2 separate regions of the Homo sapiens genome follow, and region 1 is linked to region 2. Evidence: chromatin loops called from intact Hi-C (ENCODE). Cell type or tissue: endothelial cell of umbilical vein. All regions are shown on one strand. Links, peaks and the distances in the headings refer to the core of each region. The heading gives the core; the rest is flanking DNA.

Region 1 (11,269 bases), core at 1,045-9,044, 730 kb after region 2:
ATATATAGACCAACGGAACAGAACATAGGCCAAAAATAACACCACACATCTACAACCATCTGATCTTTGACAAACCTGATAAAAACAAGAAATAGGGAAAGGACTCCTTATTTAATAAATGGTGCTGGTAAAACTGGTTAGCCATATGGAGAAAGCTGAAATTGGATCCCTTCCTTATACCTTATACATAAATTAATTCAGGATGGATTAAAGACTTAAATGTTAGACCTAAAACCAGTAAAAGCCTAGAAGAGGACCTAGGCAATACCATTCAGGATACAGGCATGGGCAATGACTTCATGACTAAAACAACTAAAGCAATGGCAACAAAAGCCAAAATTGACAAATGGGATCTAACTAAACTAAACGACTTCTGCATAGCAAAAGAAACTACCATCAGAGTGAACAGGCAACCTACAAAATGGGAGAAAATGTTTGCAATCTACCTATCTGACAAAGGGCTAATATCCAAAATCTACGAAGAACTTAAACAAATTTACAAGAAAAAATCAAACAACCTCATCAAAAGTGGGCAAAGGATATGAACAGACACTTCTCAAAAGAAGACATTTATGCAGCCAACAGACACATGAAAAAATGCTCATCATCACTGGTCATTAGAGAAATGCAAATCAAAACCACAATGAGATGCCATCTCACACCAGTTAGAATGGCGATCATTAAAAAGTCAGGAAACAACAGATGCTGGAGAGGATGTGGAGAAATAGGAACACTTTTATACTGTTGGTGGGACTGTAAACTAGTTCAATCATTGTGGAAGACAGTGTGGCGATTCCTCAAGGATCTAGAGCTAGAAATATCATTTGACCCAGCAATCCCATTACTGGGTATATACCCAAAGGATTATAAATCTTGCTTCTATAAAGACACATGCACACGTATGTTTATTGCAGCTCTAATCACAATAGCAAAGACTTGGAATCAACCCACATGTCCATCAATGATAGACTGGATTAAGATAATGTGGTACATATACACCATAGAATACTATGCAGCCATAAAAAAGGATGAGTTCATGTCCTTTGCAAGGACATGGATGAAGCTGGAAACTATCATTCTGAGCAAACTATCACAAGGACAGAAAACCAAACACTGCATGTTCTCACTCATAGGTGGGAATTGAACAATGAGAACACTTGGACATAGGGTGGGAAACATCACATCCTTGGGCCTGTCTTGGCATGGAAAGCAGGGGGAAGGATAGCATTAGGAGAAATACCTTAATGTAAATGACAAGTTAATGGGTGCAGCAAACCAACATGGCATATGTATACCTATGTAACAAACCTGCATGTTGTGCACATGTACCTTAGAACTTAAAGTATAATAAATAAATAAATAAATAAGAAAACTTACAATCATGGTGGAAGGGGAAGCAGGCACATTTTCACATGGTAGAGCAGGAGATAAAGCAACAGCTGGAGGAAGTGCTACACACTTTTGCAACAACCAGATCTCATGAGAACTCACTCACTATCATGAGAACAGCATGCAGTAAGGCTGCCCCCAAGATTCAATCACCTCCCACCAGACCCCTCCTGCAACACTGTAGATTACAATTCAACATGAGATTTGGGTGGGGCCACAGAGCCAAATAATTTCATTCTGCCTCTAGCCCCTCCCAAATCTCATGTCCTTCTCACATTTCAAAACACAATCATGCCTTCCCAACAGTCCCCCAAAATGTTAACTCATTCCAGCATTAACTCAAAGGTCCAAGTCCAAAGCATCATCTGAGACAAGGCAAGTCCCTTCCACCTATGAGCCTGTAAAATCAAAAACAAATTAGTTACTTCCAAGACATAATGGGGATACAGGCACTGGATAAATGCTCCCATTCCAAAAGGGAGAAATCAGCCAAAACAAAGGGGCTACAGGTCCCATGCAAGTCCAAAACCCAGCAGGGCAGTCATTAAATCTTAAAGCTCCAAAATAATCTCCTTTGACTCCATGTCTCACATCCAGGCCACACTGACACAGGGGGTGGGCTCCCAAGGCCCTAGGCAGCTCTGCCTCTGTAGCTTTGCATGGTACAGCCCCCTTGGCTGCTTTCATGGCTGGCACTGAGTGCCTGCAGCTTTTCCAGGTGCATGGGGCAAGCTGTCAGTGGATCTACCATTCTGGGGTCTGGAGAACAGAGGCCCTTTTCTCACAGCTCCACTAGGCAGCCCCAGTGGAAACTCTTTGTGAAGGCTCCAACCCCACATTTCCCCTCCACCCTTCCCTAGTAGAGGTTCCCCATGAAGACTCCACCCCTGCAGCAGACTTCTGCCTGGAAATCCAGGCATTTCCATACATCCTCTGAAATCCAGGCAGAGGCTCCCAAGCTTCAATTCTTGCCCTCAGCCAACCCACAGACTTAACACCACATGGAGGCTGCCAAGGTTTGGGACTTGCACCCTCTGAAGCAATGGCCTGAGCTGTACTTTGGCCCCTTTTAGCCACAGCTGGAGCTGGAGTCACCAAGATGCATGGCACTGTCCTGAGATGTCCCAAAGCTGCACAGAGCAGTGAAGCCCTGGTCTACAAAATCATTTTTCCCTCCTAGACCTCTAGGCCTGTAATGGGAGGGGCTGCTGTGAAGGTCTCTGAAATGCCTTGGAGGCATTTTCCCCATTGTCTTGGCTATTATCATTTGGCTCCTCTTTACTTATGCAAGTTTCTGCAACAGGCTTGAATTCCTCCCCAGAAATTTCTACCATATGATCAGGCTGCAAATTTTCCGAACATCTATGCTCTGCTTCCTTTTTAAATATGAGTTCCAGTCTGGGTGTGGTGGCTCACACCTATAAGCCCAGCACAATGGGAGGCCAAGGTGGGCAGATTGCCTAAGGTCAGGAGTTTGAGAACAGTCTGGCCAACATGGTGAAACCCTGTCTCTACTAAAATTATAAAAAAAATAAGCCAGAAGTGGTGGCCTACACCTGTAATCCCAGCTACTCAGGAGGCTGAGGCAGGGGAATTGTTTGAACCAGGGAGGTGGAGGTTGCAGTGAGCCAAGATGGCACCACTGCACTCCAGCCTGGTTGACAGAGAGAGACTCCATCTCAAAAAATATATATATGTATATATATATGTGTGTGTGTGTGTGTGTATATGTGTGTGTCATATATACACACACACAGACACACACATATACACACACACACACACATATATATACACACACATATATATATATTCCAGTTTCAGATAATCTCTTTGGGCATGCATATGAGTGTATGCTGTTAGAAGCAGCCAGGTCCCTTCTTGAATGCTTTCCTGCTTAGAATCTTCTTATCTCCAGCTCCTAATAAGTTCCTCATCTCCAGCTGAGACCTCCTCAGCCTGAACTTCATTTTCCATATCACTATCAGCATTTTGGTCACAACCATTCAACAAGTCTCTAGAATGGTCCAAACTTTCCTTCATCTTCCTGCCTTCTTCTAAGCCTGCCAAACTGTTCCAAATTCTGTTCATTACCCACTTCTGAAGCTGCTTCCACATTTTCAGGTATCTTTGTAGCAATGCCCCACTTCTCTGGTATCAATTTTCTATGTTAGTCTGTCCTCACATTGCCATAAAGAACTACCTGAGGCCAGGTGTGGTGGCTCACGCCTGTAATCCCAGCACTTTGGGAGGCCGAGGCAGGCGTATTACAAGGTCAGGAGTTCAAGACCACCAGGGCCAACATAGTGAAACCTCATCTCTACTAAAAATACAAAAATTAGCCAGGCATGGTGGCGGGCACTGGTAGTCCCAGCTACTTGGGAGGCTGAGGCAGGAGAATCACTTGAACCTGGTAGTCAGAGGTTGCAGTGAGCCGAGATTGCACCACTGCATTCCAGCCTGGGTGACACAGTGAGACTCTATCTCAAAAAAAAAAAAAAAAAAAAAAAGAACTACCTGAGACTGGGTAATTTATGAAGAAAAGAGGTTAAGTTAACTCATAGTTCCGCAGGCTGTACAGGAAGCTTGGCTGGGAGGCCTCAGGAAACACAATCACAGCAGAAGGGGAAGCAAGCACATCTTCACACTGTGGAGCAGGAGACAGAAAAAGAGATGGGGGAGGTGCTCCACACTTTTACGACAATGAGATCTCATGAGAACTCACTCACCAAATAAGAACAGCAAGGGCGAAGTCAGCCTCCATGATTTAATCACCACCCACCAGGCCCCTCCTCCAACACTGGAGATTACAATTTGACATGAGATTTGGGTGGGGACACAGAGCCAAAGTGCACCCATGCTCATCACAGCATTAATCACAATAGCCACAATATGGATGTATATTATTCAACCTTAACAAAGAAGGAAATTCATAAAAAATAATAATACTAATATACTAAATATAAATATTTATGTATGAATAAATATATTTATATATTATATATTTTCTTATATACATTATTCTATTATATATATCATAAATATATATTTACTATATATTATGTTTATAATATCAACATAATATATATTTGTAAATAAAAATATACTAAAATAATACAATTAAAAATAATACATAATAAAAACAAATTATTTAAAAAGAAGGAAATCCTGCCATTTGCCACAACATGGATAAACCTAGAGGACATTATGCTAAGTGAATAGTGAATGAAATAAATCAGACACAGATAGAAAATACTGCACGATTTCACTTATACATGGAAACTTAAAAAAAAAAAACTCGAATACATAGAAATAGTAGAAAGGTGGCTGCCAAAGGTGAGCGAGAGGGAGATGGAGAAATGGAGGTCAAAAAGTACAGAATTTCAGTTATGTAAGATAAATAGCCCTAGAGATATAAAGCACAGCATGAGGAATACAGTTAATAATACATATTGTATTGTATACCAGAAATTAGCAAAAAGAGTAGCTTTTAGGTACTTTACCACATACAAACAAATGTAACTGGCTAGGTGTAGTGGTTCACTCCTCTAATTCCAGTACTTTGGGAGGCTGAGGCAGGAGGATTGCTTGAGTCCATGAGTTCGAGACCAGCCTGGCAACCTAGTGAGACCCTCATCTGTACAAAAAATAAATTTTAAAAAAATAGCAAGCATAGACATGCTTGTAGTTCTAACTACTTGGTAGGCTGAGGTGGGAGGATCACTTGAGCCCAGGAGATAAGAAGTTGCCATGAACCATGATCAGGCCACTGCACTCCAGCCTGAGACAGAGCTAGACCTTGTCCAAAAAAAAAGTAACCATGTGAGATGAATCTGTTAATTTGCTTGGCGGAAATCATTTCACTATGAACATGTATATGAAAACATTATGTTGTACACCTTAAATATATAAAATTTAAAATGTATATGTAATAGAAGAATTTAATATTTTCCCTTGCTGTTACAGGTACAGAAGTTAGTAAATTGTTGTTCTTTCTCTTTTCCACAGGAGTAACAAAATAAATAAAATTGAAATCTTGCCCTGTAAAGTCAAAAGACTAGAGGAAATCCAATTTAGAACCCTGAAAGTCAGTTTTAATGAGGAAATTATGCCACCTCGTGGTAATTTAGTATATTGCCACATATAACTGTTTTCAGGATACAGTATTACTAAATTTTGAGATTGTTCTCCAGCTTGCAAGTAGAGGACCTCCTATGATTTCATGTCAACTTACTTGAGGGAAAGAAAAGTGTTGCCTATTAAATGAGATAGTTATGATCTGATCTTCGACGAACCTGACAAAAACAAGCAATGGAGACAGGATTCACTAATAAATGGTACTGGGACAACTGGCTAATCATATGCAGAAAATTGAAACTGGACCCCTTTCTTACACTTTACACAAAAATTAACTGAAGATCACTTAAAGATTTAAATGTAAAACCCAAAACTATAAAAATTCTAGAAGAAAATCTAGGTCATTGGCACAGGCAAATACTTTATGAAGAAAATACCAAAAGCAATTTCAACAAAGACAAAAACTGACAAATGGGACCTAACTAAATTAAGGAGCTTCTGCACAGCAAAAGAAACTATCATCAGAGTGAACAGACAACCTACAGAATGGGAGAAAATTTTGCTATCTATCCATCTAACATAAGTCTAATATCCAGAGTCTACAAAAGATTTAAACAAATTTACAAGAAAAAAATAAACAACCCCATTAAAAAGTGGGCAAAGGACATGAACAGACACTTCTCAAAAGAAGACATTCATGTGGCCAACAAACATATGAAAAAAAGCTCAGCATCACCGATCATTAGAGAAATGCATATCAAAACCACAATGAGATAGCACCTCACACCAGTCAGAATGGCAGTTACTAAAAAGTCAAAAAACAACAGATGCTGGTGAGGTTGCAGAGAAAAAAGAACACTTTTACACTGTTGGTGGGAGTGTAAATTAGTTCAACCATTGTGGAAGACAGTCTGGTGATTCCTCAAAGATCTAGAAGCAGAAATAATATTTGACCCAGCAATCCCATTACTGGGTATATACCCAGAGGAATATAAATCATTCTACTATAAAGATACACACGCATGTATGCTCATTGCAGCACATTTCACAATAGCAAAGACATGGAATCAACCCAAATGCCCATCAATGATAGATCGGATAAAGAAAATGTGGTACCTATACATCATGGAATACTATGCAGCCATAGAAAGAAATGAGGTCATGTCCTCTGCAGGAACATGGATGAAGCTGGAAGCTGTTATCTTCAGCAGAATAACACAGGAACAGAAAACCAAACACCTCATGTTCTCACTTATAAGTGGGAGCTGAACAATGAGAACACATAGACACACGGGGATAACAACACACACTGGGGCCTGTTGGGGGCAAGGGGAGCATTAGGAAGAATAGCTAATGGATGCTGGGCTTAATACCTAGGTGATGGATTGCTCTGTGTAGCAAATCACCATAGCACACATTTACCTATGTAACAAACCTGCACATCCTGTACATGTATCCTGGAACTTAAAAGTTGAAGAAAATAAATAAATAAATGAGACGGTTATAATGAATAAATAAAATGTTTGTATATAATTGAACCACTACTATCAGTAACAGGAAATCATTTGAGTTAGCTAATTCCAAAATAAGGGTTGTTCCCAAATGAAACATTATAATTCAATGTTTGGAGTTAAATTTTTATACTGGCTGCAGAGAGAGACTGAAGTCACTAACAAAATTTTTACCTTCATTGTTCAGTGGAAAACAAAAGGTCTGAAGGACACCTCAGAAGCCAAGCTCACCAGTGAAGCCATTTAACTGGGCCTTGGTCCAAACCCATCCAGGCCCAAGTGAGATTCTTGCAGGCACAGTAATGATGAGATTATTAGTGCTGGGCATGGGGCGGGGGTGGGGGCAGTTGGTGGAGAATACTGCCTTAGCTGGAGGCCTAAACAGGCAGTTAATAGGTTATTCAGCTAAAAATTGCTCCAAGGTAATTTTCTTTTAAAGCAAAAAGATCTAAAAACAAAGTTGCAGAGAACAAAGTAAAAACCAAGCAGTAACTAATAACAGTGAAAATCTGGCAAAAGATGGCACAATCTTTATCATATCTGGTGATGAAAAGAGTCAAACTCTGTAAATTATTTGAAGAGATTAATTCTGAGCCAAATATGAGGGACATGCCCCCGTGAGACAGCCATCAGGATGTCCTAAGAACATGTTCCCAAGGTGTTCAGGGTGCAGCTTGGTTTTATATATTTTAGGGAGACATAGGACTTTAATCAAATACTTTCAAGAAATACATTGGTTTGGTCCAGAAAGGCAGGACAACTCAAAGTGGTGGGGGCAGTGGGGCAGAGCTTCCAGCTTATAGGTAGATTTAAAAATGTTCTGGTTGACAATTGGTTGAGTTTATCTGAAGACCTGAGATCAATAGAAAGGAATGTCTGGGTTAAGATAAAGGATTGTGGAGACCAAAATTCTTATTTGCAAAGGAAGCCTTCAGGTAGTAAAGGGAATAGGTTGTAAAATGTTTCTTATCAGACTTAAAGTCTGTGCTGATGTTAATGCTGGACAGGTATAATGAGGCATGTCCTACCCCCACTTCCCGTCATGGCCTGAACCAGTCTTTCAGGTTAAGTTTTAAGAGTGCCCTGGCTGAAAAGGAAGTCCATTCAGATGGTTGGGGGGACTTAGAATTTATTTCTGGTTTACATATCATTCCCTTAACATAAAAATAAAAGCAGCTATTAGAAAAGAGTTCAATGACTTATGCTGTTATTTAATAGACATTAATTTTTGAAGCAGAAAAGCATATTGGTTGTTTAACTTGAACTCTCACATGAAGTTTTGCTTAACAGAAGACCTCATAACAATTTGTATTAAAAAGATTTAGCGTAAGTAATGTGCTTTGAACAGTACACAGAGTAGCTCAATACACTATGCATACATGGTAGCAATTATCATTAGACTATCACTATAGTATGTTTTTCTTGTTGTCTACAAGCTTGCCTCTGACAAAAAAAACAAACAAAAACAAAAAAAAAACAGCATAACTCACAAAATGCTGAGGAAAACAGAACAAAACAAAACTACTGCCCTTTGGATGATTATAACTGCATGTGATTCAAAATGCTGCTTCATATCTCAGTGACAAATCTGAAAAGGATGAAAATACTAACCATTATGAGAATCATGAAACATTAATGAAAAAGGTGATATTTAAATTAAGCATTAAAGAATAGGTTGGGTTAACAAAATAATGCACATTGCTTCCAAAGACCATTTCAAATATCTCCAACTGGTTTTATATTTCCTTGCATTTGAGAATCACAATTCTGGAGGGAAGTTTGCATAAACACCTCACTTCTCTCTGTACCCATAAACTTTGCCATGTAACTTTGCAGTGTCCTCCCACCATGATTCTGGGCTTGCCCCTGTGACTTTCTTTAGCCATGGGAAATTAGCTGGGATGCAAGTAGAGGCTTGAAAAGTACTTATTCAATTTCACTTACTTTTGCGTCTCTGCCTTTGTTATGAGAAGATCGTGTCTGAGCTAGCTCTTTAGTGGCAGAAGGATGAGAAAACCTTCTCAGCAGTCTCCTCAACCCCATTGAGTCTAAATCAACTGAATACCAGCTGGCCACAGATGTGAGTCTAACCAAGGCCAGCTGAGCCAATCATTCAAGCCCTGCCTAGACCAGCTGACCACAGCCAACTCACAAACTCAGAAATAATAAGCATTTTAAGCCACTGAGCTTTGAGGGTGGTTTTGTACCTGGCAGTGGCTAACTAGTACATTCCATAATTACTAGGGCATTTTGCTTATTTTATTCTTGTTCCAACTTCTTAGTCAAAAAATGACTTTTATTCTGATTTATAAATATGTTTTTGAGATCAAGATAGCTGACTGAATGCCCTTGTTTACTTCTTCTCCCTCCCAATATCTTCTTTTAAATGACAAAATAAATATAAAAATTAATCTATGGCAGCATCGAAAATCCAGGAGGTGAATAATAACAGACCATAAAATTGAGAAACTTCTAGAAGACTAAGTATATGGAAATAAATTGCCAACAAAATACAACCAACCTAAATTTCAAAACATCAGATATGAGAAAAGAGATTTCTTTAAAAAATAAGAGTTTGGCAAGGTGTGGGGGCTCACTCCTGTAATCTTAACACTTTGGGAGGCCAAGGTAGGCAGATCACTTAAGCCCAGGAATTTAAGACCAACTTGGGCAACATGGAAAAACCCCCTCTTTACAAAAAATACTTTAAAAAATATAGCTGGGTGTAGTGGCACACACCTATAGTCCCAGCTACTCGGGAGGCTGAGGTGGAGGATCACTTGCCCAGGAAGTGGAGGTTTCAGTGTGCCAAGATGGTGCCACTGCACTCCAGCCTGGGTGACAGAGCAAGACTTTGTCTTAAAAAGAAAAAAAAATCTAGTTGGGCATAGTGGCACATGCCTGTGGTCCCAGCTACTTGGGAAGGATCACTTGAGCCCAGGAGGTTGAGACTGCAGTAGGCTATGATCATGCCACTGTACTCCAGCCTGGGCAACAGAGCAAAACCCAGGCTCAATAAAATAAAATAAAATAACTGGACTACTAAATTTATTTGTTTATGCATGATGCTCTACTATCACTGTTGTGGTTCAAATACACCTTCAAAGTCCTCTGACCATAATTCCAATTTGAGGACAGGTGGAAAATATGTGTAACTTCATGATGACAAAAGCTGGGCAAGCAGAAAAAAATATAGCATGTCTTGTTAAGAGGGAGACTGTTCTAAGTGTCAAAGACTACAGGTACAAGCCCTATTATCATAGATAGTTGTGTGATAACCTTCCTGTGAGTATCTTCTTGTCAGCCTCCCCCATCTCCAACTGAATCTTTGACAATCAACTTCCAGGCAAAGATACAAATAAGACCCACAGACAGGTTCTTCCTACTATATGATATAGCAGCATACTTGGAGTTAGACTAACTAAAAAGTGAGGGCACAATTCTCCAGACTGCAAGCCTTCTGACACCAACTATAAGTTTTGAGTTTCCCAAAATCACCCTCAGATTCAATAACTTGCTTGCAAGATTCATAGTACTGAAAGCTTGTATATTCTCAGTAACCAGCCAAAGGAAGAGATGCATCGGGTGGAGTTGTGGAGGGGTCCAAATGAAATAGGAGAGTTCCTTGACCCCCCTCTCAGGACGTGCAACAGGGGTGTGGCTCACCTGTTTGGTGCTCAAATCCTTGACAGGTGGGGGAGCATGCAGACAGGGAGGTGGAGTACCTAGGGTGAGTGATGTGGACTCCAGCCCCATAGTAGTCTCTAGGGGTGGGTGCCTGCGGCCCCAGTGTCACAATGCTCTTTTAACCTTGCCTTCCTCAGATGGCTTAAGTGTTAACCAGCTCAATGGGCCCTCTGCCTTTTCACAAGAGCAGAGGGCTAGTGTGACAGCTTTCTGTATCCTGAGCTCTTGCCCAGTGTCCTGAAAGAATTGGGTCACACACGGGCTTGAAGGATGAATGCAGAGGTTTTAATGAGTGGTGGAGGTGGCTCTCAGCAGGATGGATGGGGAGCTGGAAGTGGGGATGGAGTGGGAAGATGATCTTCCCCTGGAGTTTGGTCATCCAGCAGCTGAACATCTCTCAGACTGCCCCCAGCCGAACTCCTCTTTGTGTTCAGACATTCCTTCTCTTCTTTCTCTGCTGTGCCATTCTACCATTTGCCTCCTTATCTCCTTGTCTCTTTGTCTCCTCATCTGCTTCTGGAGCCTGAGGTTCGGGGTTTATTTGGGTACAGGATACAGGGGCAAGGCAAACCAAAAGGCAACTTTTGGGGCACAAAAACAGAAGT
Region 2 (11,269 bases), core at 1,302-9,301:
TTTTCAAGGTGGAAGACTGGACAGGACAGGTGTTCAGAGATAGGAGACTCAAGAAGGAGAGGATGGGCAGGCAAGACAGTGCAGCCAAAAGGGCTGGAGGATGGATGTGAAGGTAAGAGGGGTGTGCTCTCTGAGGAATAATTGGGGTGGCGTGGGGTACAGTCCTCATCCCAGAGCAGAGGTGCCCTCAGAAATGAAAGCATACAAGCCCAACAGGTTTCAGCAGGCAGGGGGCTAGTGGGTGAGTTTGCCTCTCCTTCCCTGTCATTTCCTTTTCTCTCTTTCACAATCTCTTCCTTTTCTTTCTGTCCTTTCCTTAAATGTCTCTTCTCCAAATAGCTAGTTTTTCTTAAAATGGTCATTATTAGAGATAAGGCCATTATTTAAGGTAGAAGTATCTTTAAAATTAACCTTTGCATTGATTTATTCAACTACTCCCTTATTTTTAAAAACAAGCATATCAAAGCATTTGCATTTTTCTCTCCAAGACAACAGAAACCCTAAACTACAGAATTATGTTGCTTTTTCTCTGCATGTAGCTCTTGGTTGTTTTCTTCCTTTTGCGTGGTGCCTGGTAATTTTATAAAGCATTCCCTTATTCATGCTGAAGTGATCATTAATGTAGTTGGTGAAATTGCATTTCTCCCCATTTCTGCACTCCTAAATTTGCAGGCATACACAAGTTATCTAAATACAGTGTGGTATTTTAAAGTATGCTTTTGTACATGCTGGACCTAAAGTGTTGGGTGACCCTCTCTCTGGATGTGGCATTTGGGGTGCATGAAGGGCTCTGCATTGGGCTCAGAGGGGGGTCTGAGGGCTGTGGAGAAGCTGGTGGAGGATGTGCTGTCCATGTCACTAAAGCATGTTGGCCCACGGTGGGCCATTGCCCAGTGACCTGTGACAGAAGATGAGTATGAGCCAGGAGGCCTTCTCCTGACCCACCCAGAGGGCCTTGGCTGCATCCACTGGAAGGCAAAAGACCAGGAGTAGGAGAGCCCACCTGCCCATACATTCTCCTTCCAGAGAAAGAGCACCACCCTCCACCAGCACCGAAGACCTTTTCCTTCCAGCCCCCCTGACTTCCAGAGGTCCTGGTCTAAACTAGGAAAAAGAAATTGACCTCTCTCTTTTTCCTCTTGGCTTGAAACATATGAGTCAAAATAAATCATCTACATTATTTTTTTCTTCTTTTTTTTCTTTTTTGGACATGTACAGAGCTCAGCCATCAGCCCTACTCCGGAAATTTCTTCAGAGACTCCTGGATAGTAAGTTGCCATTTTATTTTGTTTACATTGCTTACTATGTTAAATGTCAGAAATGGGAAGAGAGAAGTTTATATTTTGGACCCAGAGTGTGTTTTGTTTGTATCAGCCTAATGGCTCTGAATGATGTACAGTTTGGTGATAAAAAGTGATCTAATTATAGTCTTCAAATTATTTTTCTTCTGTTCTGTCCTCCTCTTCCAAATTAATTTTGTGATGATTTGTATTACCTTTTATAAAGTTTTCCCCATTTTAGCATCTTCACCTTTAGAATGGGAGTTTATTTGTCTAAGTTTAGAATCCAAGTTCTTGCCTGGCATGGTGGCTTATGCCTGTAATCTCAGCACTTTGGGAGGCTAAGGCAGGAGGATCACTTGAGCCCAGGAGTTCAAGACCAGCCTGGGCAACATAGACCCTGTCTCTACCCAAAAAAAAAAAAGGAAAAGCTGGGTATGGTGCTATGCATCTATAGTTCCAGCTACTTGGGAGGCTGAGGCAGGAGGATCTCTTGAGCCCAGGAGACTGAGGCTGCAGTGAGCTGAGATTGTACCACTGCACTCCAGTCTGAGTGAAAGAGCCAGACTGTGTCCCAAAAAAGAAAGAAAAAAAATCTCATTTGCTGGTTCTTATGGGGAGGGGAGTGTGACTGAGACAGGCCACATCTGGTGTAAAGATTGTGGGAGGGGGCTGGGTGCAGTGGCTTACACCTGTAATCCCAGCACTTTGGGAGGCTGAGGCAAGCAGATCACCTGAGGTAAGGAGTTTGAGACCAGCCTGGCCAACATGGTGAAATCCTGTCTTTACTAAAAATGCAAAAAATAGCTGGGCATGGTCCTAGCTACTTGGGAGGCTGAGGCAGGAGAATCACTTGAACCTGGGAGGCGGAAGGTGCAGTGAGCTGAGATCGCACCACTGCACCCCAGCTCGGGTGACAGAGTGAGACTCCATCTAAAAAAAAAAAAAAAATAGACGGGGGGAGGGAGGTGCCGAGAAGGGGCTAATTTACCTGATTCTCACATAGATGGGCATCTGTTTTCCTCTGTCAGTTCTTAGGACTCTGGATGATGCATGCATACCCCACTCCTTTGTGGGGTGCCACCAGCCTCTTCCCCTGCCAAACCATCCTGAATCCTATAGCAGATTGCCTTTCTCAGCACTTTGCTGTGAAGCTGTTATCCCAGCTGAAAATGTTCAGTGCTACCCTCACCTCCTGTTCTATATGTGATAAATAGCAAACATTTTAGCTTATATAGATAGGCCCTCGTGGAGCCTTCCTGTACCCAGGCTCACGTTAGTACCTCTGTGGTCCTTACTTCTGTTGCTGTATACCTGACATATACTCTTGTATTTTTATAATTGCTAGTGTATTATAAACTCCTCAAGGGCAAGGCCCCAGTCTTCACAGTGCCTGGGGCACCCAGTGAATTTAGGAAAGGAGCTTGTTCTGGTAGGAGCTTTTCTTATTTTGTCACCATCGCATCTGTGTCTTGTTCTTTGAAATATGACAATGAGGGGAAGACACACCTATTACCTATGCTAGTAGGGTTGGATAAATCCACAATGAGCAGAGTTGCTGAGTGTATAAGGTTTTTTTTTGACAGATATTGTGGTCTCTGGGACATATCCTACCTACATTGCTGGAGAATGTGCTTTACAGGAAGAGTTTCATTTGAAAGTCAGCAGGGATTTGGGTATTTTGGTGGAAAAATGGAAAAATTTAATCTATTTAGGGTAGTGATCAAAAGCTCTAGCTAGATCCATCATGTTAATTTTTCTTCTATAAATATGTGTGTTTCATGATTAATATACCCAGGAGCATAAGAAGAAATTAAGAAGACATATTAAGACAGCAGCTAGAGAAGGACTGCCTTAGGGGACAGTTCCCACCTTGGAGAAGGACTGGTGTAAAGTCTCTTGCATTCACTGTGGGGTTGGTGACTCAGTCGCCAATATGACAGGTGTCAGGGCTCAGGTGTAGCATCACAACCCGTGTCTCCTACTCTGGCTTTGCAGCTCACTCCCTTTTAAAGAGCTTCCAATTGAGCCGGGCCTTCAGCTCTAAAAATGACAATAAGTCACAGGTCCTCTAGGTCCTAGGATGTGCCTTCAGAGATGAAGCCCACCAGATGACCCTAGGCTACCTGCAGATAAAGGGTGTCCTCAAGGCCACAGCTCCGAGCAAGCTCTCCTTGGTCCCCCAGGCCACCTCTTTATTCTCAGCTTGTCACTTTGGCAGTCCTGACTGCCCGTGTTAACCCTGCTGCCTGCTCTCCTCGTTTACCTCCTCACCTCCATCCCCCTAAACTGCACAAGACGGAAAGGGCTTCATGGGACAGCTGGCAGAGTGAATTCCCTAGCTCTACTGGATCCAAGGCACTAAGCTCTGTATTCTAATAGGAATGTAGATATAGTCCCTTAATAGTTTTGGGACAAAACACACACACACACACACACACACACACACACACACACACACACATAAGGTTAGTAAATGAAAAGGCCAAGTGGCAAATGCTACCACAGGCAGTCAGGATAAAGGAGCACAGGTATCGAATAACATCATTTTAACAATTTATCAGGCATTTACTACGTGCCAGGTCCTGTGCTTGGTATTTTATCTACCTTACCTCATTTAATCCTCTGAACATTCCAAGATGAGGCATTATTTTTAATCCCCATTTTATAGATGAGGAAATAGGCACATCAAAGCAGTGTAATGCCATAGTTCCTCAGCAGGTTCAGGGCAGAGCCATATCCAGATTAGGAACGGTGAAGCTCTAGGCCAAGGGACTAGGGTTGGCAGTAAACTCTCATCTGCCCCATACTGATTCAAAATTTTGTAATAAGTTAGCAGAAGATATACTAAGGTTTAATGTTTTCAAGCTATTAAAAAACAATTTAGACCTGGCGTGGTGGCTCACGTCTGTAATCCCAACACTTTGGGAGGCCAAGGTTGGGGGATCACTTGAGGCCAGAGTTCAAGACCAGTCTGGGCAACATGGCAAAACTTCCTCTTTACAAAAAATACTTTAAAAATTAGCTGGGCTTGGTGGTGCACGTCTGTAGTCCCAGCTACTCAGCAGGCTGAGGTGGAGGATTGCTTCCCCGGGAAGCGGAGGTTGCAGTGAGCCAAGATCGCACCACTGTACTCCAGTCTGAGTGACAGAGCGAGACTCTGTCTCAAGAAAAACAAAAAGCAAACACCCCCCCCCACACACACACAATTTAAGCAACTATTTATGATATTGGGTTAGCAGGATTGGAGGGTACTAATGTAAGCTGACTAAAAGAGCAAATTGTTTTCAGACACTGTGAATGTGCGTGAAGATATTCAATCTGTTAATTTACCAAGAATTCTTATTTATATCACTGAAAATAGGTCTTCAAAGCCTCTGTTTTTCAGCTCTCATGAAATACTTGGCAGGAATAAATGAGTTTTTTCCTCCTGCTAGTCTACCATTTGGGGATTTTTCAGTAATCGGGCTTGGTTTTCCCCCAGTTTATCCAAATGAATAAGATTTTTTCATATCTGGAATTGGTGAGGAACCAGCCTAAATGGGGTGCCTGACACAAAGGAAAGCATACAGTAAATGTTTGCTCAATGAATGGATGGATCTGTAAATCTTAATCAACTGAAATCCAACTTGGTTAGCACTGAGGCAGGCAGCTTGTAAGTTGAACCTAGTGCCTTTCACTGGTTGGACAGGAATGATGTGTAGGCAGAAACATTGGCAGGACTTGACCTTAACCCAAAGAATGAAGGAGGAGGAGTCACAGGTGGCCCAGGTTCACAGTTTTGTGGCAACTGGAGAAGTGATGGTGTTGTTTTAAGTCCACTTTAATAAATTGGACAGACTTCAATTGATAATTTTATTAACTAACACTGATTACATATGATAATATTAAAAGAACTGGGAACAGAGAGGAATTCACCCATAGTCCCAATATCCAATACAACTACAAGTCCTTGCCTTCAATATATATATTTTTTATAATTAACATCACAGTGTGTGTCCAGTTTTGTACTTTATTTTCCTAGCATTTCAGATCTATAAATCAGTAGTGGTAACTACTCATTACTTTCATTTCAATGTATTTCAGCATTGATTAACCTTCTTTGCCTAACCAAAGAGCTTTACTCTATTTGACCAGCAGGTGGCACTCAAGAACAAGCTGTTCTTCCCTATATGGTGATGGTAGACTAGCAAACGCTTTTTCCCCTTAATCTGATTTGAGAACAAAACACAGATCATAACCTGAAGAACTATATGAAACAGTAGAGGTCCTCCGGGACTTTACAAATGTGTCAGAAATCTGTATGCATGTAGGCATTTAATTTTATAGAATCATTTATTCCATTAATATTTATTGAACAACCATGCAAGGCACCAGATATGCAAGGATTAAGAAGATAAACTTTCTGCCCTCAAGGGGTTCCAGGTGTAATAGGGGAGACAGATTTGTAAATAACCAGAGTCCAGTGGGGTAAATGCAATGATGGGGCCCAGGAGGGAGGAGTGAGCACCTATTGTTTTGTGGAGGAAGAAAGGTTAAGCTTTATGGAGGAGGTGCAAATAAAATGTGAATAACAATATCAGTATAGATATAATTTTTTTCATGCAGTACAAAAGGCTATAAAATGAAACTTCTAGAGGATTATCTAGACTCCTTCCTGCAAAGCCACAGTTAACAACAGTTAGGTTTTTTTTCTTCTTCTTCTTCTTGAAATAACTAAATTATTTTGAATGGTGAATGTAAGCTTTATGAGGCTGGAACTTTTTGTCCGTTCTGTTGCCTGTTGAATCTTCACCTAGGAGAGCGATTGACACTTAATAGATGCTCAGTAAATATTTGTTGACCGAATAAATGAGCAGTAGAATGACATGATGAGATCTTTTCTAGACAGAGATGACTGGAGGGCATCAGGGCTGGAGACTGGGGGAGCAATGCGTGTTTGTTGTACAGTTGTAGGTGAGCAATGATAAGGCGGGAGGTGGAGAGTAAAGGGATTAATGTGAGCTGTGTCAAAGATAGGGAAGAAGCAGGACTTGGTGACTGATTAGGCTTAAGGAGCAAGGAGAGAGAGAGAAGGGGACCGATTTCCTGAGCTTTCTGGGTTGTGTGATGGAAGATGGTTTGGGACACGTTGAGTTTAAGATGCCTGAGAAACATTCAGGTGGATGTCTAGAAGGCGGTTGAATGTATGTGTCTGGAGCTCAAAAGAAGGGTCTGTGTACATAACAGATTTGCAGGTGGGTTTCTTGTACAATCTCCCCATGCCTATTAGTTTTGCAAGTGAAAGAAATTGAGGCCAAGAGAAACAGACTGTTCGCAAGTTTTTAAACAAGAGTGGGTTTGCCTCTACTGATCCACATTCCTTGTTGGAGTCAGGTGGGAATCCCAGTCTCCAGGACTCTGTCCACTGCCTCCGGAACCTGCCCGTTAGCACAATTGGAAACAGTTGGCCCTAGGATGATTGCTCTGTTCTCTCACTTTACTCTTCCAGTGAGTGTGTTTTTGTTGAATCCCCTTGAAACTCAGCAGCCAGCTCTGCATCTTAGCCAGAGGCTGAATTCTCTGTGCTAGCTCTTCTTGCTTGCTCTTCCTGAACCAAAATCTGGGTTAATCAAGGCTGCTCAGAGCTGAGCTTCTGAACTTAACTTGTTTTGTTAAGTACTCAGCTGCTATTCCTGATTGGACCTTTCTCAACCAGCTGAGGGGATAAGGCTGCTTCTCTCATCCTCTCTGGTACACTTGGACAGAGCAAGTACTCTGTGACCTTGGGCAAATGCCTTTGACATTCTGGTCTTCAGTTTCCCCTTTTGTACAGTGAAACAAATGGTCTCTCTTCAACATTAGAAGATCTGATGGATATGATACACTTAAAAACACTGTTGTGGCTGGGCATGGTGGCTCATGCCTGTAATCCCAGCACTTTGGGAGGCCAAGGCGGGAGGATCATGAGGTCAGGAGCTCAAGACCAGCCTGGCCAACATAATGAAACCCTGTCTCTACTAAAACTACAAAAAAAAAAAAAAAATTAGCCAGGCTTGGTGGCAGGCACCTGTAGTCCCAGCTACTTGGGAGGCTGAGGCAGGAGAATCACTTGAACGTGGGAGGCGGAGGTTGCAGTGAGCTGAGATCACTCCACTGCACTCCAGCCTGGGCGACACAGCATTGTTGTAGAGCTCTTGGGTATTGTTTTTAAACAAGGAGTGCCTCAGTTTCAAAATGTTACCCATCTGGAAAAAGCATGTTTTGTTAGCTTTGGTATCAGAAAAAAAACAATTGGCTTGGCAAATCCATTCTGAGAGATTTCCTGAGTGCTAGTTTATCATTCTGGTAGGAAGCAGGAAAAAACGGTGATAATGGGTGGAATAAGGCCAGAGAGTGAGGTGGCTGAGGGGTTGGGGTGGGGTGAGATCTGACTGTTGGTGAGGTAGAGCAGAGATGTGAGGTCAGGCAGCCAGTTATGGTCAAGAGTCATGACAGAACAAAGTTATTAGGAACTTAGGAAGATGGCTTAGAAGTTCTGGACAGGCTGGGCATGGTGATTCACTTCTGTAATCCCAGCACTTTGGGAGGTCAAGGTGGGTGGATCACCTGAGGATAGGAGTTTGAGATCAGCCTGACCAACATGATGAAACCCTGTCTCTACTAAAAGTACAAAAATTAGCCGGGTGTGGTGGCGCATGCCTGTAGTCCCAGCTACTAGGAAGGCTGAGGCAGGAGAATCACTTGAACCCGGGAGGCAGAGGTTGCAGTGAGCCAAGATGGCACCACTGCACTCCAGCCTGGGCGACAGAATGAGATTCTGTCTCAAAAAAAAAAAGTTCTGGCCAAAGCTGAGGCAATTCAAAGGATAGCAGGCACAGCAGAATGGAAGCTGCTGTCAGTCACTCTGTTAAAAGAAAAACTTTAGACAAATTAAATTTAGCAGATTTATTTAAGGCATAGAAGGATTTATGTTCAGGCAGCCCTTAGAACCAGGGGCAGTTCAGAGAGCTTCACCCAGCAACATGGGCAGGCAGCATTTATAAACAACAAAAGACAGCAAGTACAGCTACAGCTGGATTGGTTGCAGCTCCACAGTTGCCTATTTGGGCATTTATATAGATGTGGGCTGATCAGTTGGCAGCCTGGGATTGGCTGAAGCTTGGCTGCTGTGATTGGCTGAGACTCAGCTACTTGTTATAAGAGCATACTCTTAGATTGTACTTTGTTTACATAGTTAGGTTGCAGAAGAATAGGAACTCAAAGTATGGATGCAGCCTCAAGCCCAATTTAGTTTACTGATCTCCAATGCTTAAGGAGGTGTGGTAGCCCCAAACCAAGGTGGGAGGGGCTTCAGACACCATACCTTCAAAAGAGACCTCAGTCACCACAGCTGTTGGTCAGCAAAGATAAAGGACATCTATTCATGGATGTTTTTGCTGTTGAAGTTATACAAAAAAGAGGAAACATAGCATTAAACTGAAGGGCAAAATCAGAAAATGCAACCAAAGGGAAGAGGGTGGATAATGAATAGGAAATTTAGAAAAGGGACATATTTATTTTTAATTAGGAAATTCAAAATTATAAGCCAGTTTAGATCAACTCACATTTATTTAAATTGGCATATGGTGCCACAGCCTTGCAAGCTACCCTCAGGTTCTTCCATCTCCTCTAAGTAAAGAGGAAAAGCATTTGACCTCCACATCCAGGCCAGAGTGAATTAAGAGGGTCCTGGGGGAGCTCTGACCCCCACCCTCGGCAGTCCCCTGAAATAGGGTATATAAAGCCCTTAGCCCCAGGTGGGTACAAGGTGAGGCTCAGTAAGTGGCAGCTCTGCGAGGGGATTACCAGTGCCAGAAGCAATAGTATTGCTCAGGGGACTTTATTATTCTAAGGTGGAGATGTCGCGGTATTCTACCAGAGTCCCCACCTCTTTTCCATTTCTGACTCCTGTGTCTGGTGCCGCTTATCTTAGGGGTGTATTCATGGTGAGTAACACTCAGCAGTGATGGTGTATACGGAGCTGGAGCATCCCTGAGCTCCCTCTGGTTCCTGTGGTGTGCAAGCCACTGCCTCCTCAGTTGTAGGAAAATGTTGTATCTATTAATAAAACAGCAGCTGAAGGTTGGGCACAGTGGCTCATGCCTGTAATCCCAGCACTTTTAGAGGGCAACGTGGGAGGATTACTTGAGGCTAGGAGTTCAAGACCAGCCTGGGCAACATAGTAAGACCCTGTCCCAACAAAAAAATAAATTAATGAGCAGTAAAATAAAACAGGAGCTGAGAGAGAATACTATCCGTGTAGTGCTCAATGGCCTAGTTCAAGTTCCAGCCCTGCCATTCTGCTAACCTGCCTACTTTGACAAATTACTGAATCTCTCAGTGCCTTGTTTCCTCATCTAAAAAATGGCAGAAGTAGGAATGTTAGGATTGAAGTGATAATGATCAATAGGCACGGTGCCTGCCACATAGGACGCCTCACCAAGAGGTGTGTAGAGTTGTTTTTGCTGTCATTACCAGTGACCATGGGGACTCAGAGGCTGCAATTATGCACAGAAAGAAAGGCCAGTTTCCCGGAATGTAAAAGCATCACATTATTGATCGTTGCTGGTTGAGTAGAGGAAAATATAGCTGGACAGATGTGTGATCAAGCAGTCACAGTTTGTGGCCCCCGTAGAAGCTAGGTGGGGGGAATATGGGTGTTCACTCTGTAATTCTTTAAGCTGTTCTATATGTTAGTTGATGTTCACAATGAAACAGAGGGATGAAGGAATTCCACCTAGCAATGGGTCTTCAGAGCTGAAAAATCTATTTTGATACCAGTAACCTGAGTTGGGTAGGAATAAAAGAAGCTCAGCAGAAGCCTATGTGGTTCTGCGGGATAGGAGTCATTCACTTAACTGAGAAATATGTGTGTGTGTGTGTGTGTGTGTGTGCGCGCGCGCGCGCGCGCATGTCTGTGCATGTGCGTGTCTGTGTGTGTGTGTGTGAATGACAGTGTGTTAGTGGCAGGCATAGAAAAGTGGGATTAGGAGAAGGGAGGGACTCAGTGAGTAAGTACCCTTGATTTTTTTTTCTGTGCCTCACCTCATTCCAAAAGGAATTTGTGGTAACTTGCAGAAATACCTCGATGTTAACAAGATAAAAATAAATGGAGGCTATAAAGGAGCAATTGTTTATGCTTATACTACATGTCAGGTCATAATCTTCTGAACACAAACTTTGAAAGAAGTGAGTGCAAATGTGGCTGTGATACTAAGAGCCCATAGAATCCCAGGTTCCAATTTCACTTGGTCACTGATTTTTCTGGAGACCCAAGACAGTTGGGCTTCCCCCTTTCATTGATGATTTTATATTCCAAATGCTTACGAAGAATAACCAAGAAAAATAATCCAGGTAGTGGACTTGAAGTAGCTGACACTGCCTGGCTACGTGACAGAGGCACGTCTGACAGAGAGCTTGACTGCACCATCTTGCGTGCAGCCATTGGGTCCTCCTGCCCTCCCCTATGTGTGATCCTCCCCCTGTTCTCCCCTATCCTTCCTCCAACCCTTCTTCCCCAGGCAGCGTTCCACAGAATTTTTCTTTTAAAGCACAAATGTAGCCATTCCAATTAGAGAACTTTGCTGTTTGGTCAAGATTCCTGAGCATTCAGGGCTCCATGGGCCTGTCTGTAGAAATGTCTGTCTAAATAAGAGCACTCTTTAGAAAGGACAGTTCTTGATTAGGATACCAGGTGTATTTCTTGTCCTCAGCAGGTAATGTGCTGTTTGAAAAATGTTAAAAGCACTAACTCCTATTCTTATCTTTATTTTTTCCCTTTTCTCTCTTTCTTTCAAAATTACCTGTTCATAGTATATATTCTTCCAACTTCCATGCAGTGAAGAGGGAATCAGACGGGGCTCCTGGGGATCTCACTAGCTTGGAGAATGAGAGACAAATTTATAAAAGTGTCTTGGAAGGTGGTGACATCCCTCTTCAGGGCCTGAGTGGGCTCAAGCGACCATCCA

What was found. Hi-C counts contacts between places; a loop is a spot of excess contacts. Peaks named below come from ENCODE experiments on the same cell type or tissue, not always from the same donor. Only the 100,000 strongest peaks of a DNase experiment are listed, where the experiment ranks them.
Region 1: it touches region 2 in a loop (11-fold over the local background); 13 of 110 quality-filtered maps call a loop at or near these places.

The regions. Positions count from the first base shown.
Region 1 is chr10:94,624,438-94,635,706 of GRCh38, reverse strand. No RefSeq gene overlaps it. Among named protein-coding and RNA genes, the nearest start is that of CYP2C18, 54 kb to the left of the region's middle. RefSeq lists an enhancer at 8,835-9,336. In endothelial cell of umbilical vein, for the core only: a CTCF peak has its summit at 5,490 (motif pointing left); a DNase peak (open chromatin) is centred at 5,506.
Region 2 is chr10:95,357,649-95,368,917 of GRCh38, reverse strand. It overlaps SORBS1 (sorbin and SH3 domain containing 1), which reads left to right. Exons shown (of 33, transcript NM_001034954.3): 22 at 1,219-1,268; 23 at 11,115-11,269. Among named protein-coding and RNA genes, the nearest start is that of PDLIM1, 72 kb to the right of the region's middle. In endothelial cell of umbilical vein, for the core only: a CTCF peak has its summit at 5,402 (motif pointing right); DNase peaks (open chromatin) are centred at 5,447 and 7,587.